Linked DNA regions of Mus musculus: region 2 is linked to region 1. A link is a loop called in an ENCODE intact Hi-C map of the cell type or tissue named here. Cell type or tissue: gastrocnemius. All regions are shown on one strand.

The links. Hi-C counts contacts between places; a loop is a spot of excess contacts. Peaks named below come from ENCODE experiments on the same cell type or tissue, not always from the same donor. Only the 100,000 strongest peaks of a DNase experiment are listed, where the experiment ranks them.
Region 2: a loop joins it to region 1, with 2.5 times the contacts of the local background. A loop is called at or near these places in 3 of 42 quality-filtered maps.

The regions. Positions count from the first base shown.
Region 1 is chrX:98,144,287-98,152,286 of GRCm38, forward strand. It overlaps Ar (androgen receptor), which reads left to right and starts at 4,471. Exons shown (of 8, transcript NM_013476.4): 1 at 4,471-7,048. The coding sequence starts at 5,496. In gastrocnemius, no CTCF peak of the experiment used is centred here; DNase peaks (open chromatin) are centred at 4,537, 4,843, 5,817, 6,342 and 1 more place; H3K4me3 peaks cover 4,122 bases; H3K27ac peaks cover 4,077 bases.
Region 2 is chrX:98,214,004-98,222,003 of GRCm38, forward strand. The region is part of intron 1 of Ar (androgen receptor); the gene reads left to right. Among named protein-coding and RNA genes, the nearest start is that of Ar, 69 kb to the left of the region's middle. In gastrocnemius, no CTCF peak of the experiment used is centred here; no DNase peak of the experiment used is centred here; H3K27ac peaks cover 1,802 bases.

The sequences.
Region 1 (8,000 bases):
AACACAATGGAAAACTACTTAGCAATAAAGAGAGAATTATGTAGTAATCCATATAAGAGTTTGGATAGATATCAAAACATTATGTTTAGTGAACAATGTAAGACAAAAAGTACATATTTATTATTTCATTGTCATAAATTCTGGAGGGAAAAGGCAAACGAATCTATACTGACAGAAAAATTATTCAGAGTGGGAGTGTGGAAGGGATGGGTAGACCTACAAATAAGCACAAAAGAATCCCTTCACATATATCTTGAATAAAGATACTATTATCTGGAAATGCACATATGAATAACAGCAATATGAACTAACCAGTACCCCCAGAGCTCATGTCTCTAGCTGCATATGTAGCAGAAGATGGCCTAGTCAGCCATCATTGGGAAGAGAGATCCCTTGGTCTTGCAAACTTTATATGCCTCAGTACAGGGGAACACCAGGGCCAAGAAGTGGGAGTAGGTGGGTAGGGGAGTGGGGGGGGTGTAAGGGTATGGGGGACTTTTGGAATAGCATTTGAAATGTAAATGAAGAAAATACCTAATTTAAAAAAATTGGAAATGATATAAATAAATAAATAAATAAATAAATAAATAAATAAATAAATAAATAAATAAATAAAATGGACTTTAAAAAACAAAGACTCCAAGATTACTAATAACATTGTAATACTTATGTTACAATTGCAAGTACCCCGGAGCTCTTGACTCTAGCTACATATGTATCAAAAGATGGCCTAGTCGGCCATCACTGGAAAGAGAGGCCCATTGGACACACAAACTTTATATGCACAGGGGAACACCAGGGCCAAAAAATGGGAATGGGTGAGTAGGGAAGTGGGGGGGGGGTATGGGGGACTTTTGGGATAGCATTGGAAATGTAATTGAGGAAAATACGTAATAAATAAATTAAAAAATGGAAATGATATAAATAAATAAGTAAAATGGACTTTAAAAAACAAAGGCTCCAAGATTACTAATAACATTGTAATACTTATGTTACAATTGCAAGTACATTGTTTATTTTGGTTCTAGCCATGTAAGAACAGCAAAGCCCCTTCCTTTCATAGGGGAAGAAAGAAATAATTAGCTGTTTTAGTAACTGTACATTTTGTATATGTTTAGGTAATTCTTAAATATTATAGGAAATAATAAATATATGGTGCCAAAAAAAATTCCAAAACTTAGCAGTTTGTACAGCTTTAAATGTACGTGGTTTGTTGCATGTAACTTCTATCTTTATAAAGCTACTTATAATCTATTTGCCTGATCAGTGGCTGACTGGTGAATGAAAAGTTGTCCAGGCAGAAACCTAGGGTGTCTTGAACCCTATTGGAAGCAGCCAGAGTAAGAGAAGTAAACAGATTTGTGGAATATTTCAGAATATACTCATAAGAGCAAGTAAATGTTCACCATTTTCCAAAGGTTTACTTGTTTTAGTTTTCTAGAGCAAAAGCTAGGGAAGATTCCATTCTGAAAGCCCCCTGAACTTGTAGAGAAACTTACTATGAACTCAAATGACCTGGGAGAACACCATGGATTCTATTCAACTGCTAAAAATATTTCAAGGGGAAAAAAAAGAGTAGGAGGAAGCAAAAGAAAAACATTGTGTAAGTACTAATTTCTATCACGTTCTTCAGCAGTTGTCTCTTGATTGTGAAAGCTAAGTAGGAAAAGTAGATTTAAGATGGGCATCCGAGTACAAAGTTCAAGTGAGACCACAATAGTCAATCCTCCCCATCATAATATCATTTTGAGATTTTGTTTCACTTTAGAGTTTAAAAAAAAATCGAGAAAACAGCTCAATCTGGAAAGGTTTCAGTAGCAAGCCTGAGGGCGTAAGCTTGAACCCCAGTACACACATAAATAAAAAGCTAGGGAAAGGCACTGCACACTTTTAACCCCAACATTGCAGAGACAGGTAGATCTCTGAGACTCACTGACCAACCAGCCTACCCTACATGATGATGAATTCTAGGACAGTGAAAGACCTTGTATAAAAGAAACATGTTGGGTGATGACTGAGGAATGGCATCCACAGTACCACAGTAGTCCTTGGGCCTTCACTAGTGTGTGTGTGTGTGTGTGTGTGTGTGTGTGTGTGTGTGTTTCTCTGTGTAAAGAGAGATCCTTCCAACTTTTAGAATGCTTCCTTATTCACAAATTGATTTTACACATTGGATCTGTTTTCACTGTCACTGCAGCCATCTGAGGGGAGGTATTTTTAGCTTCAGTTTTCTGTGAGGATGTCTGTAAAGACAACGTTGATGCTGTGGAAGCAACTTACACTTCAGACCACTTCCTCCTGTGTTGGAATCTTCATTGTGCTTTCCACTATGGCAAGAATTCTTTCTCCTGTTCACTTCCCCCCTCTCTACAACATTCCCTCTTTCCTTTGGCCATTTTCCTTTCAGTGTTCTCTTTCACTGTTGGTCTACAGAAAAACAGTTCTCCTGGCCCTAAGACATATATTCATTCTATTCTACCACCTTGCCCCTTCATTCAATACCCTTGGACTAAATCATTCAAAAGCTTTGGTAGATGTGAGGTTGTAATGACTATTCAAAAATAAGGTCTTTGGGACTAGAGAGATGGCTCAGTGGTTAAGAGCACCGACTGCTCTTCCAAAGGTCCGGAGTTCAAATCCCAGCAACCACATGGTGGCTCACAACCATCCATAATGAGATCTGACGCCCTCTTCTGGTGCATATGAAGACAACTACAGTGTACTTAGATATAATAATAAATAAATCTTTTAAAAAATAAAAAAATAAGGTCTTCAAAGTATCCACATTTCAGCACCCTACACTAGAATACTGAGAATTACCCATTTTACAGTTGGACAGCTTTTGAATAACTTTGCTATTTTTTTTTTAATCCTAAAGAGTGGTTTGTGAAACTAAGAAAAAAGCAATAACAAATGCACAATAAGGCCTCAACTGCCTTACTCACAGCAGATAATTTTTCACCTGGGAAGGAGGAAGCACTCTCAGGTCATTTTGTTAGAAAAGTTTACTTTATGCTGTTTTCCAAGAGTTGTGGATCTGATGAGTGTACAGCTAGTGTAGAAAAAAAAAAAAAAAAACCTGGAAAGTTTATGTTCTGCTAATATGGGAAATACAACAATGTCCTTGCTTCCCTTCTTTATCTGTGAAGCAGAGTTGATCATGCATACTTCTTTTCCCCCTTGAGGTTTCAGTTAACTCCTTCAATAAAGGTAAACTCTCAGTACAATGGATAAAGCACCCCCCCCCAACTGTAGAAGCCTGTAAATGTGGAAATAGCTAGTGTGATTGCATACTCCACCAACGCCAGTATTTGAAAAGCTGAATCAGAAGGATCATTGGGGTACAAAAGAAATCCCTGTCTCGAAAGAAAGATAAAACAATGCCCCCCAAAACAAATAAGAACACCGTGAGTCTCACAAAACAAATGCACTCATGTGCCTGCTGGGACAGATCCAGAGGTTAAAGCCATTTACAAGTGATGGGGTCTACAACCTTTCTCTAAGGACATTTTCTGTATAGGTCTAGTCTCCATCTTTCTATTGCATACTTGTCCCTACAGTTGGGAGTATCCTACATCATCTTCATTCACTCTTACTTGTCCATCAAAAGAAAGATCATCCCTCTGTGATTCCTCTACCAAAGGTAAGGGTTTTCAAGTGCAAACAATTTAGACATCTAAAGGATTCTATACAAACAACGCTTTGGACAAAATCAAAGGTTCGTGTATGCATGACAAGTGTTTTTGACATTTGTGTTTGCCCACTTTTCTGGATGATTTTTGCCTGTGCATGTCTGAAGAAATAAAACGTATAAATTACAGGTAATTCCCAACAGAAAGAAGGGCTGGGAATAAGGTAGAAATGACCACCATGGGCTTCTTGGGCCCAGAATTCCCAGATCAAATGGCTTGGTGTCAGGAATTCCCAGCTATCCTACAGGAGGATCTCAAAGGTTTCAGCAAGAGTTGCTTTGACTGCAGCTTGTTCTTTAATGTCAGGAGACTCTCCCTTCTGCTTGTCCTGGTGGGCCCTGGGGGGAGCGGGGAGGGAATACCTAAGAGCAATTGGTAGCTGGTACTTCTAATGCCTCTTCCTCCTCCAACCTCCAAGAGTCTGTTTTGGGATTGGGTTCAGGAATGAAATTCTGCCTGTGCTAACCTCCTGGGGAGCCGGTAGACTTGTCTGTTAAAAATCGCTTCTGCTTTGGAGCCTAAAGCCCGGTTCCGAAAAACAAGTGGTATTTAGGGAAGAGGGGTCTTCAAAGGCTACAGTGAGTCATTCCAGCCTTCAACCATACTACGCCAGCACTACGTTCTCTAAAGCCACTCTGCGCTAGCTTGCGGTGAGGGGAGGGGAGAAAAGGAAAGGGGAGGGGAGGGGAGGGGAGAGAGAAAGGAGGTGGGAAGGCAGAGAGGCCGGCCTGCGGGGGCGGGACCGACTCACAAACTGTTGCATTTGCTTTCCACCTCCCAGCGCCCCCTCGGAGATCCCTAGGAGCCAGCCTGCTGGGAGAACCAGAGGGTCCGGAGCAAACCTGGAGGCTGAGAGGGCATCAGAGGGGAAAAGACTGAGCTAGCCACTCCAGTGCCATACAGAAGCTTAAGGGACGCACCACGCCAGCCCCAGCCCAGCGACAGCCAACGCCTGTTGCAGAGCGGCGGCTTCGAAGCCGCCGCCCAGGAGCTGCCCTTTCCTCTTCGGTGAAGTTTCTAAAAGCTGCGGGAGACTCAGAGGAAGCAAGGAAAGTGTCCGGTAGGACTACGGCTGCCTTTGTCCTCTTCCCCTCTACCCTTACCCCCTCCTGGGTCCCCTCTCCAGGAGCTGACTAGGCAGGCTTTCTGGCCAACCCTCTCCCCTACACCCCCAGCTCTGCCAGCCAGTTTGCACAGAGGTAAACTCCCTTTGGCTGAGAGTAGGGGAGCTTGTTGCACATTGCAAGGAAGGCTTTTGGGAGCCCAGAGACTGAGGAGCAACAGCACGCCCAGGAGAGTCCCTGGTTCCAGGTTCTCGCCCCTGCACCTCCTCCTGCCCGCCCCTCACCCTGTGTGTGGTGTTAGAAATGAAAAGATGAAAAGGCAGCTAGGGTTTCAGTAGTCGAAAGCAAAACAAAAGCTAAAAGAAAACAAAAAGAAAATAGCCCAGTTCTTATTTGCACCTGCTTCAGTGGACTTTGAATTTGGAAGGCAGAGGATTTCCCCTTTTCCCTCCCGTCAAGGTTTGAGCATCTTTTAATCTGTTCTTCAAGTATTTAGAGACAAACTGTGTAAGTAGCAGGGCAGATCCTGTCTTGCGCGTGCCTTCCTTTACTGGAGACTTTGAGGTTATCTGGGCACTCCCCCCACCCACCCCCCCTCCTGCAAGTTTTCTTCCCCGGAGCTTCCCGCAGGTGGGCAGCTAGCTGCAGATACTACATCATCAGTCAGGAGAACTCTTCAGAGCAAGAGACGAGGAGGCAGGATAAGGGAATTCGGTGGAAGCTACAGACAAGCTCAAGGATGGAGGTGCAGTTAGGGCTGGGAAGGGTCTACCCACGGCCCCCATCCAAGACCTATCGAGGAGCGTTCCAGAATCTGTTCCAGAGCGTGCGCGAAGCGATCCAGAACCCGGGCCCCAGGCACCCTGAGGCCGCTAACATAGCACCTCCCGGCGCCTGTTTACAGCAGAGGCAGGAGACTAGCCCCCGGCGGCGGCGGCGGCAGCAGCACACTGAGGATGGTTCTCCTCAAGCCCACATCAGAGGCCCCACAGGCTACCTGGCCCTGGAGGAGGAACAGCAGCCTTCACAGCAGCAGGCAGCCTCCGAGGGCCACCCTGAGAGCAGCTGCCTCCCCGAGCCTGGGGCGGCCACCGCTCCTGGCAAGGGGCTGCCGCAGCAGCCACCAGCTCCTCCAGATCAGGATGACTCAGCTGCCCCATCCACGTTGTCCCTGCTGGGCCCCACTTTCCCAGGCTTAAGCAGCTGCTCCGCCGACATTAAAGACATTTTGAACGAGGCCGGCACCATGCAACTTCTTCAGCAGCAGCAACAACAGCAGCAGCACCAACAGCAGCACCAACAGCACCAACAGCAGCAGGAGGTAATCTCCGAAGGCAGCAGCGCAAGAGCCAGGGAGGCCACGGGGGCTCCCTCTTCCTCCAAGGATAGTTACCTAGGGGGCAATTCAACCATATCTGACAGTGCCAAGGAGTTGTGTAAAGCAGTGTCTGTGTCCATGGGATTGGGTGTGGAAGCATTGGAACATCTGAGTCCAGGGGAACAGCTTCGGGGAGACTGCATGTACGCGTCGCTCCTGGGAGGTCCACCCGCGGTGCGTCCCACTCCTTGTGCGCCGCTGCCCGAATGCAAAGGTCTTCCCCTGGACGAAGGCCCAGGCAAAAGCACTGAAGAGACTGCTGAGTATTCCTCTTTCAAGGGAGGTTACGCCAAAGGATTGGAAGGTGAGAGCTTGGGGTGCTCTGGCAGCAGTGAAGCAGGTAGCTCTGGGACACTTGAGATCCCGTCCTCTCTGTCTCTGTATAAATCTGGAGCACTAGACGAGGCAGCAGCATACCAGAATCGCGACTACTACAACTTTCCGCTGGCTCTGTCCGGGCCGCCGCACCCCCCGCCCCCTACCCATCCACACGCCCGTATCAAGCTGGAGAACCCATTGGACTACGGCAGCGCCTGGGCTGCGGCGGCAGCGCAATGCCGCTATGGGGACTTGGGTAGTCTACATGGAGGGAGTGTAGCCGGGCCCAGCACTGGATCGCCCCCAGCCACCACCTCTTCTTCCTGGCATACTCTCTTCACAGCTGAAGAAGGCCAATTATATGGGCCAGGAGGCGGGGGCGGCAGCAGCAGCCCAAGCGATGCCGGGCCTGTAGCCCCCTATGGCTACACTCGGCCCCCTCAGGGGCTGACAAGCCAGGAGAGTGACTACTCTGCCTCCGAAGTGTGGTATCCTGGTGGAGTTGTGAACAGAGTACCCTATCCCAGTCCCAATTGTGTCAAAAGTGAAATGGGACCTTGGATGGAGAACTACTCCGGACCTTATGGGGACATGCGGTAAGTTTATACTAAAAATGCCTCCTTTTGACCAAGGGCACAGAGTAAGCAGTTTGCATTTTGTGGGATCTAGGGACTCCCGCCCAATAGAACAATCGGAAGGATCCTAAGTCAGCTCAGACTAGTTCTATAGGAAGGTCTGTCCTACATCTGGAGCCCTCGTGGGGACTGTCATCTTGTGAAATGTTCCGCCTAAGCCCAGGGAATCTTTGCTGCGCTCCGGGGTGCTAATACGTGCTCTTTGAGATTCCCCTCCAATTCCCCTAGCTTTCTAAACTCCTCCATTAAGATCTTTCTGATATTTCAAATCCTATGAGTTCCAAACTTAAATCAATTGCATGGGCCATTTTCAGAAATGACGCCTGTAAGCTCTTCACGGTTTTTCATTCTTTTCCTCAAAGTTCTGGAAACACGATCAGACATGTAGGGAGTTTCTTGTCTTTGGGTCTGTTGGTAATCACCTTCCAGACCCGTGAAGTGAATGGTCTTGGCATAAGAAAAGGGAAATAAAAGCAGAAACCTGATTTTCGGCCCGCATCCTTCAAAGAGAGATAATAGAATTCTCAATTCTCCTAGAAAGAAAAGCCGCATCTGGTTGCTAAGGGACTTCGGGGTGAAAGACGCAGTTTTCTTTCCCAGGAAGTCACCAGTGACTTGCTCTCCGGTTAGAGGTCAGCCTTGAGAATTCAACAAGGCACATTTAGAGCAGGTAGATGGGGTTACTTTAGTGGTAAACGCCGGGCAAAGTTTACTCTCACTATTTCTCAGCATGGGCTGACTGTTTGTGTGGGCCAGTTTTCTCTTGAAAAGTCTTTACTTTCTGTAGATTAGAATACATCAGAAAGTCTCCGTTTGGGGCTTGCACCAGACCTGTAAAGAAAAGAAATGTACTGTAAATGATAGTTTGAGCAGGTTTAAGTTTGACTCACAAGTGTTACAAACAGAACAGAAC
Region 2 (8,000 bases), 70 kb after region 1:
TTGTTTTTCTCTGGGTACTATGAGTCATGGGAAACTGGTTAGGATGTATCTATTTCCAATAAAAAAGAAAAATATATTTTTTAATATTTTACAACTAGTCCAGTTAGTGTTACCCCTATAGCTGGAAGGAAGGTGAAACATGAAGAGGCTCCTAGAAGACACTGAAAGGAAGTGTGAGGGCCAGATATGATTCTGATAGATTAAAGGGAAGGGGGCAGATATGATTCGAATACATGAAAGGGAAGGGGGCAGATATGATTCAGATACATGAAAGGGAAGGGGGCAGATATGATTCGGATACATAAAGGGAAGGGGGCAGATATGATTCAGATAGATTAAAGGGAAGGGGGCAGATATGATTAGGATACATGAAAGGGAAGGGGACAGATATGATTCAGATAGATTAAAGGGAAGGGGACAGATATGATTCGGAAACATAAAGGGAAGGGGGCAGATATGATTCGGATACATAAAGGGAAGGGGGCAGATATGATTCAGATAGATTAAAGGGAAGGGGGCAGATATGATTCGGATACATGAAAGGGAAGGGGGCAGATATGATTCGGATACATGAAAGGGAAGGGGGCAGATATGATTCGGATACATAAAGGGAAGGGGGCAGATATGATTCTAATAGATTAAAGGGAAGGGGGCAGATATAATTCGGATACATGAAAGGGAAGGGGACAGATATGATTCGGATGCATGAAAGGGAAGTGGGGAAGCAGATATGATTTGGATACATGTACATATGTGTGAATTATTCATAAAATGGGAAAAAAGCCTCTTTTGGACTCAAGATATTTTAAAGAAGGTAACTAAATCAAACTAGGCAACCACTGCAATAGTTAGTTGAGTAGTTATTTTTCTCCTACTCCAGGCATTTGTCTGGAGTTGTGTTTTTCAAGGCCTGATGTTATTGGCTTCCATTGAGTTAAAACCAAACATTCTACTAAACATCCCACAGTTCTCAAGTGTCTTAGTCAGCCTTAATTACTAGCTTGTCTAAAAATCTTTGAGAGGAGAAACCTCAATTAACGAATTCCCTAGATCAGGCTTGTCTGTGAACATGTCTCTGAGGGATTGTCTTGATTATTAATTGATTGTTGAAGCATCCAGCTTACTGTCAGTGGCAACATATGAAACAGATAGTCCTGAGATATGGGGGGGGGGGGGGAAATGTGGCGCTAGCTAGCCATTACCCAGTGAACAGAACCAGAGAGCAAGCCAAAAGTGAAATTTCTCTATGGTTTCTCCTTTGAGTTCCTACTTAAGTCCTGCCCTGACTCCCCACAATGATGGACAATAACATATAATATGAAGTAAACTCGTTCATCCCCCCGAGCTACTTTTGGTTGTGGTGTTTGTCACAGCAAGAAGAAAGAAACTAGAACAAGATGGACCCAACAGCAAAGACTGAACTAACCCTTCATTCCCTTACTGTGGACCTCAGCAACTCAGTAGACTAGGAAATGCAGAACCACTCTTCAGCTCGATCAATGTCAGTCAAATCAGTTAACATGCCTATATGGTCTCTTTTCTTGCTAAATTGTGTGGTCTTAAAGAATTTCTAAACATGAAAATTGCATAATTGTGTAAAATATCATCATTACCTCTTTCCTCCCAGGATTAAAGAATTTTTTGAGACCCTACTTCATTTGTTTGTCTTCTAGGCAGTGCATTTTACTTTTTGTTATGATTAATTTTTGTTATTTAACTTAATAATAGACAAGAAACAACATTCAATTGGTATTTAAGCTTCTATGTTAAATTACTTTGAATATCTTAGTTTTGAAATAACTTTTAAAATATACTTTGGCCTTTCTTGGCTATTAAACCAAGACCTCTCCTTAAGTATACTGTATATTTTTGAGGAGTCTACCTTCTTTCTTGTGTTCAGGGTATGTATAGAGAGTTCTCCTAATCCATAAGAAGCTACTCAGATAGATAATTAGATTATCATGCTACATGATCTTATCACACTGGTTTTAAGCACATGGAGGTAAGTGATAGAAATTATAAGCCATTTCTCTAGAGAAACTGTTTGGATCATAGCCACAGTACATTCACTTGAAGAATCATAAGGAATGGTTTCTCAGGTAGGTCAGAACACAAAGCAATCCCTGATTTGCACTGAAAAGTGAAAATCCCTTTATGAAAAGCAGGTCTAACTTTCCCTATCTCTCTAGGCACCATATGCCAAACACTAAAAGTATGCAGATGAGATCCCACCCATTCTACAGGGATAGAAACAGTTAAGTAGTTTGCTCTGATTGCATAACCATGAAGAGGTTTATTTAGTGTAGCAACTTGTTCAGAAAGCAGTTTTGTTGAAATGTAGGAAGAGCCTCTGTTAATTGCCTTGAACAGGAGTCAGCTTTTTTTTTTTTTTTTGAGTGGCAAGTCTAGTAAACATTTCAGGCTCTATAAGACATATTTCCTCGGTCAAAGCTGCTTTACTGTTTTCCAAAGCAGCTGTACACAACACTGAAGTGATGGCTGTGGCTGTTTCCCACTTACAGACCTACAGGTGCCCACACCTCCCTCCACACACTTTTTACTGCTCAAGGTGTTCAGTCCAAAAAATTGTGTGTGTGTGTGTGTGTGTGTATACATATATATATATATACACACATATACATATATATGAAGAACATATATAATCTTGGGATTCTTAAATCCTCAGGTCATCCAAAATTAACATCCTATTTTTTTTAACCTGGACTCTGTTATTATATACTCTTTTCTAGCCAAACTTTTGGGTTCCTTGACAAGTAGAAATGCAGGTTTTACTAGAGCTGCATGAAGTTGAAGAAAGCACTGTTCTCTCCTACTGCCCTGTGGACTGACTCTAGTAACTACTTTTCTGCGACTAGATGCCTTATCCTTTTTATAGAGAGACCTTTTCATGTCATGGCCTAGAAACTGTAGATGCCCTCTGCAGTTAAGCTAGATTATTTCTGGATGGCTAGCTATAAAAGTGAAATTAGAATTATACAACTACCACTCTCTAATTTGGTATGGATTGTTTTTCGATAAAAATTAGTTGAATATATTTAACTAAATATAGCATAAATTTGGTTAAAGTCAACCTATTGCATGAATACAACATTTGAATGATGTTTTGAGTTCTCGAGTGTCTTAACTGGCAGCTTAACTAGTGTTGCAGAACTTAGGCATCTAATTTTCCATTTGAACCTCTGACTATTAACCTTTGAAATGGGGAAAGGGTAACAATCATGATAACTGCACTGAATTTTGTTAATGCTGGTTGAAGGATGTTAAGTAGTTTTATTGCCTAGCATTATTTCATATGAACATGAATTTTAAAAATTGAGATTAAATGAATTTGATTCAATACAAAATTTGCTAAATAGCCATGGTCAAAAAATATTTCCTTTTGATTTTGCAGGAAATGATAGTAATTAGTTTTATTTTAATTAGCAAATTCTTCTACTAGGAAGATAGAGATGTGTGGATTCCTGGAGTGCTTACCAAGCTAGCCTAGCCAAATAAGTATGCTCCAGGTCAGAGAGAGACTCTATCTCAAAACTTGATTTGGACAGTGATTGAATGAAACTGTTAACCCCTAGTCTCTACACATATATGCAATACATACATACATACATACATACATATATATTCATACACACAGATGAATACAAACATATAGCACATGTACACAAACGAAAGAGAAAATAATTTTTGGGTTGTTTTGGATTATTTTATATTGATATTTCTTACTTATTTCAATGCACTGTTTTGCTAATTTTATTAGTGAACATTAATATCATAAAATAATTGGATTCTCCATGGTATTATATAATATACTTGGATCATATTCTATACTATACTCCCCTCTCTTGTCACCTCCTATGATCTCTCCTCTACTTTCACATTTTCTATTTTAATGCTACTTTAAACATATAAGAGAAATCTATGGCATCTGTTCATTTTGAACAAATGCGTTCACATATTTATATATAATATTTTTTTACATCTAGAGTGCTGGTTCATAGGGATACAAATAGACAATAGTGAAGGTAGCCATCATCTATTCTTTATTATAAGAGATTGAAAATCTCATTATTAATGCTGCCACCGCAAACTCAAAACAGTTGTTTATTTCTTTGATATTTTAAAAATCTACTTCTGAGATTATAATTTGTATGTGTTGAAGCTCCCGGAGCCTTACTCATCCATATTATTACATCTATTTTTGATATCCTTGTTCGGCTTACATTTAGACAGTCATGTTGACAAAATATTATGGGTATAGCTTTTGACATTATAAGAGACAATTTCACAGCAAAGTCCATTATTCTCCAGTTCCTTGAATGTTTCTGGCCCGTCTTCTACAATGTTCCCTGAGGCCTACTTGCAGGAATGTTTTGTATCTATTAGGACTGAGCTTCACAACTCTGCATTTTTGGTTGTTTGTTGTTTTTTGTAACAGTTTCTGTTGCAAAATGAAGTTTCCTTTATGAGGGGTGAGGACTCACTTATCCCTGAGAATAAGGACAGAGAGTAAAAGTGTAGTTAGGGATTTCATCAGTTTAAGTTTAAATATTATAAGGGTACTACTCATCCTTAGAAACTAGTTCAAATATCATTTCATTAATATAAAATTATTTGGTTCCAAGCTTCTTCTTAGGCACATTCTTATGCTGCCTTTGCCTCTCCTCCTCTCATTTCTTTTATCTGCTCCTTCTCACTCTCTCTTTTTTCCTGCAAGTGGTAGATATTGATGTGGAAAATGCTTTTGTGTGATTTCAAAACAAGCATGATCCTTTCTATTTACCAAGCATTTCTTCAGAGGCCTCATGATAGATGGAGTAGAATTTGGGACATCAAAGAACTTAATTTGAAACCATGCTGTTTATTAAATAGCCTCTAGGTTGAGGGAGTATTTGAGAGAGGGGGTGGAAATAAAGGTAGAGGTAACTAGCCAGAAGAAGATCACAAATAAACCAGAAACAGACATTCATTATATTTAAATTTATATTTATATTTGAGTAAGCGGAGTTACTACGTGTTCCACTACTGGCTTTTTATCTACTTGTGGTTGTAGTAACTACCAATTCAACTCGATCTTCTGGAGCCAATGTGTGTGTGCATTTAGACTGAATGTGTGTGTGTGTGTGTGTGTGTGTGTGTGTGTGTGTGTGTGTGTGTGTATACTGTATTATAAGGATAAACTGGTTGTTTTTTCTTTATGCTAGTACAATGAGTTTATTTGATTCAGGAGCTAGTTTGAAGGTCTGCATTTAGGCATTTATTAAATCATCAACATTTTTTGGAAAGGTTAAAACCTCTATCTGTTTCCACTTAGGATTGCTCTTGAGGTGAGGAAGGGAGGAACATTTTTCTATCCTCTGCCTAGCCCTGTGCCTAATCTTAAAGTTAATTGATGGTTGAATCAGTATTTACTTTATAGTACAAATAATAAGAGTTCAAAATGTTTCTATTTGACAAATTAATTCAATTTAAAGCCAATTTCTACCACAAAGAACTAAATGTATATTTTGCTCTTAGAGATTTTACAGTATTGATTAATATACTGAAAAATAACTTTGGAGCTAAATGGGATATCAGAAAAAAAAAAGCTTTATTTACTTTTAAGTTCAAATTTTACATGCTTTTGCCTAGGGAAGTTGATGAATAAATCAAAGAATTGTCATGAGGAGTCCTTATGTAGCTTCTAAATCAAGGATGAGTATATATAAGTATATAGTATTCTATAGTGATGTGAAAACTACAAGTTTTTCATTGTTAAACATTTGTAAAAAGAAATTGCCATATTTAAAAGTACATATAACCATATGTTTACGCATTTACAACAAATATGATAAAATATGCTTTAGGTTGTTAAAGGGACATCCTTTATGCAAAGAAAATGAAATTGAGTGGGGCAGAAACAGGGTTCTCACATTTTATATTCGGTACTATTTGGTGTCTTAAGATCACAGTAATAAGGTATTTTGTAATTTTAAAAATACTATTTATAAACTTTCATACTAAAATATTCTAATTCATCAACAGTTAATATGCAATATATACTTACATGAAAATATTACTTGTAACATAGTATCATATACAGTGGATATATACAATACATTTTTGAAAAACAAAAAAAGAAAAAAACATTTTACTATGTGCATATATATTCAACTATCAGCTGGAGAAATTTAGGTAATCAGGCTACTCCTTGTTTATATTTTCACTCTTTTAAAGTTTAAAATAGATTCTTTATAGCTTTTGGATAGTTCATGAAGCATTTTGTACAACATATCTGGACCACATTGATGCTCCTCCCAGAGATCCACCTATCTACCTGACTCAGTCAATTGTGTATCATTTTTCAACCATCAAGTCTAGTTTGTACTCTTGGCTATGTGGCTATCCACTAACGCTTGATCACATCCGTAATGAAAAATGAATCCCCATCTCCCAGCAGCTCTCAATTGCCAGTGGCTTCTTAATTGGGGATAAGATTTTGTCCTATCTGCCCTTTCCCATGCTGGGATGTTTGTATAGAACTTGTACATGTTGTTATAAATGCTGTGAGTTAATATTTACAACAGCTTTGCTTTTCTTGAATCCATCATCTCTGTTCTTTGGCTCATACAGTCAGTCTTTTTACCCTTTCTCCCTTAATGACTCCAGAGACTTTGGAGGAAGGATATGATAGGTATTTGGAGCTGAGCATTATACATTCTCTTATTTTCTGCACCTTGACCAGTTGTGGCTTTCTGTATTAATCATCACCCATTACAAGAGAGAAAAGATATACTTATCTATGTACATAATGATAACTCCATGTGAATTGGTTTAATACTATGTCCACTTAGCAAAATAGCATTAGTTTATTCCCTGTGGCCTATTCCTTGTGTAGCCACAGACTTGTAGCTAGGAAAATGGTGCCAGGTATTATGGAACAGGTCATAAATTTAATCATAAAGTGCTTATAATTTCCATGATATTTCTGTCAGTATTTCATCAATGGGCATGTCTTGCCATGCATGTTATTATTGTAGCGTACAACATTCAAAGCTGAATAAGACAAATGATCACTTTTATCTTCTGGAATCATGCCTTCTAGCACTTAACACCTTCTAGCACTATAAAAGCTAGTCAGTAGGGATGAAACTTTCAGGTCAGCACAAGCTCAAGTTCTTCATGATATATGGTTCATGGGTGTGGTCTGTTCCTCAACGGGGTCAAACTGTCAAGTTCTGGAAGATAGTCAAGAGCATTACCAATAGCGTGTAATGTTTAGGGGTCTATGACAACCCACTGGCAAAGACTCCAAAACAAATAACCTGTTTCTGCTACTGTGAGTTTTGTGAACTGGTGGCATAAAATGGAGAAATTGGAATCTGAGTATAGGATAACTACATATTTTAATGATTTTATACACGTGTATAGGTGCATTTAAGAAGTTTCAATAGTAGTAGAATTTTTCAAAAGGTCCTTAATGTTAATTATTTCTCCCCTTATTCCTTCCTCTGCCCTGCCTTCCTACTAAGTCTTCTTTAATATGTTTATGCTTATAGTACAATGCGTTTTATGCAGCCTTCCTCTGTCTACCATTTGAGGAAAGATCTTTTACAACTAGGTCTCTAGATTATGTTATAATGGGCAAGACAGTGTTGCTGTTGGTTGTTGCAGCATTTAAAATAACAATCCATCACTTTATCTCCTTAGTTACCAGTGTAAAAAGGGGATTTTGTGGTCTAAAACTGATTACATTTCCTTTGCTAGGAACAAGTTTGGTAGGAATCTTGATGTATTGGAAAATACCAAGGTCACAGTCTCAAGTATTCCCAAAAGTTTCTTCCAGTGGCCGGTATTAGAGAGAACACAGTTGGAATTGCCTCCTAGTTTCTAGAGATGTGTACATGATTATGGGATGACTCACTGTTTTTACTTAGTTGACTCCACTTTCATTGTGGACAGACTTTCTGGAGGGCCAGCTTTACTTGCATGTCTGTATCTAT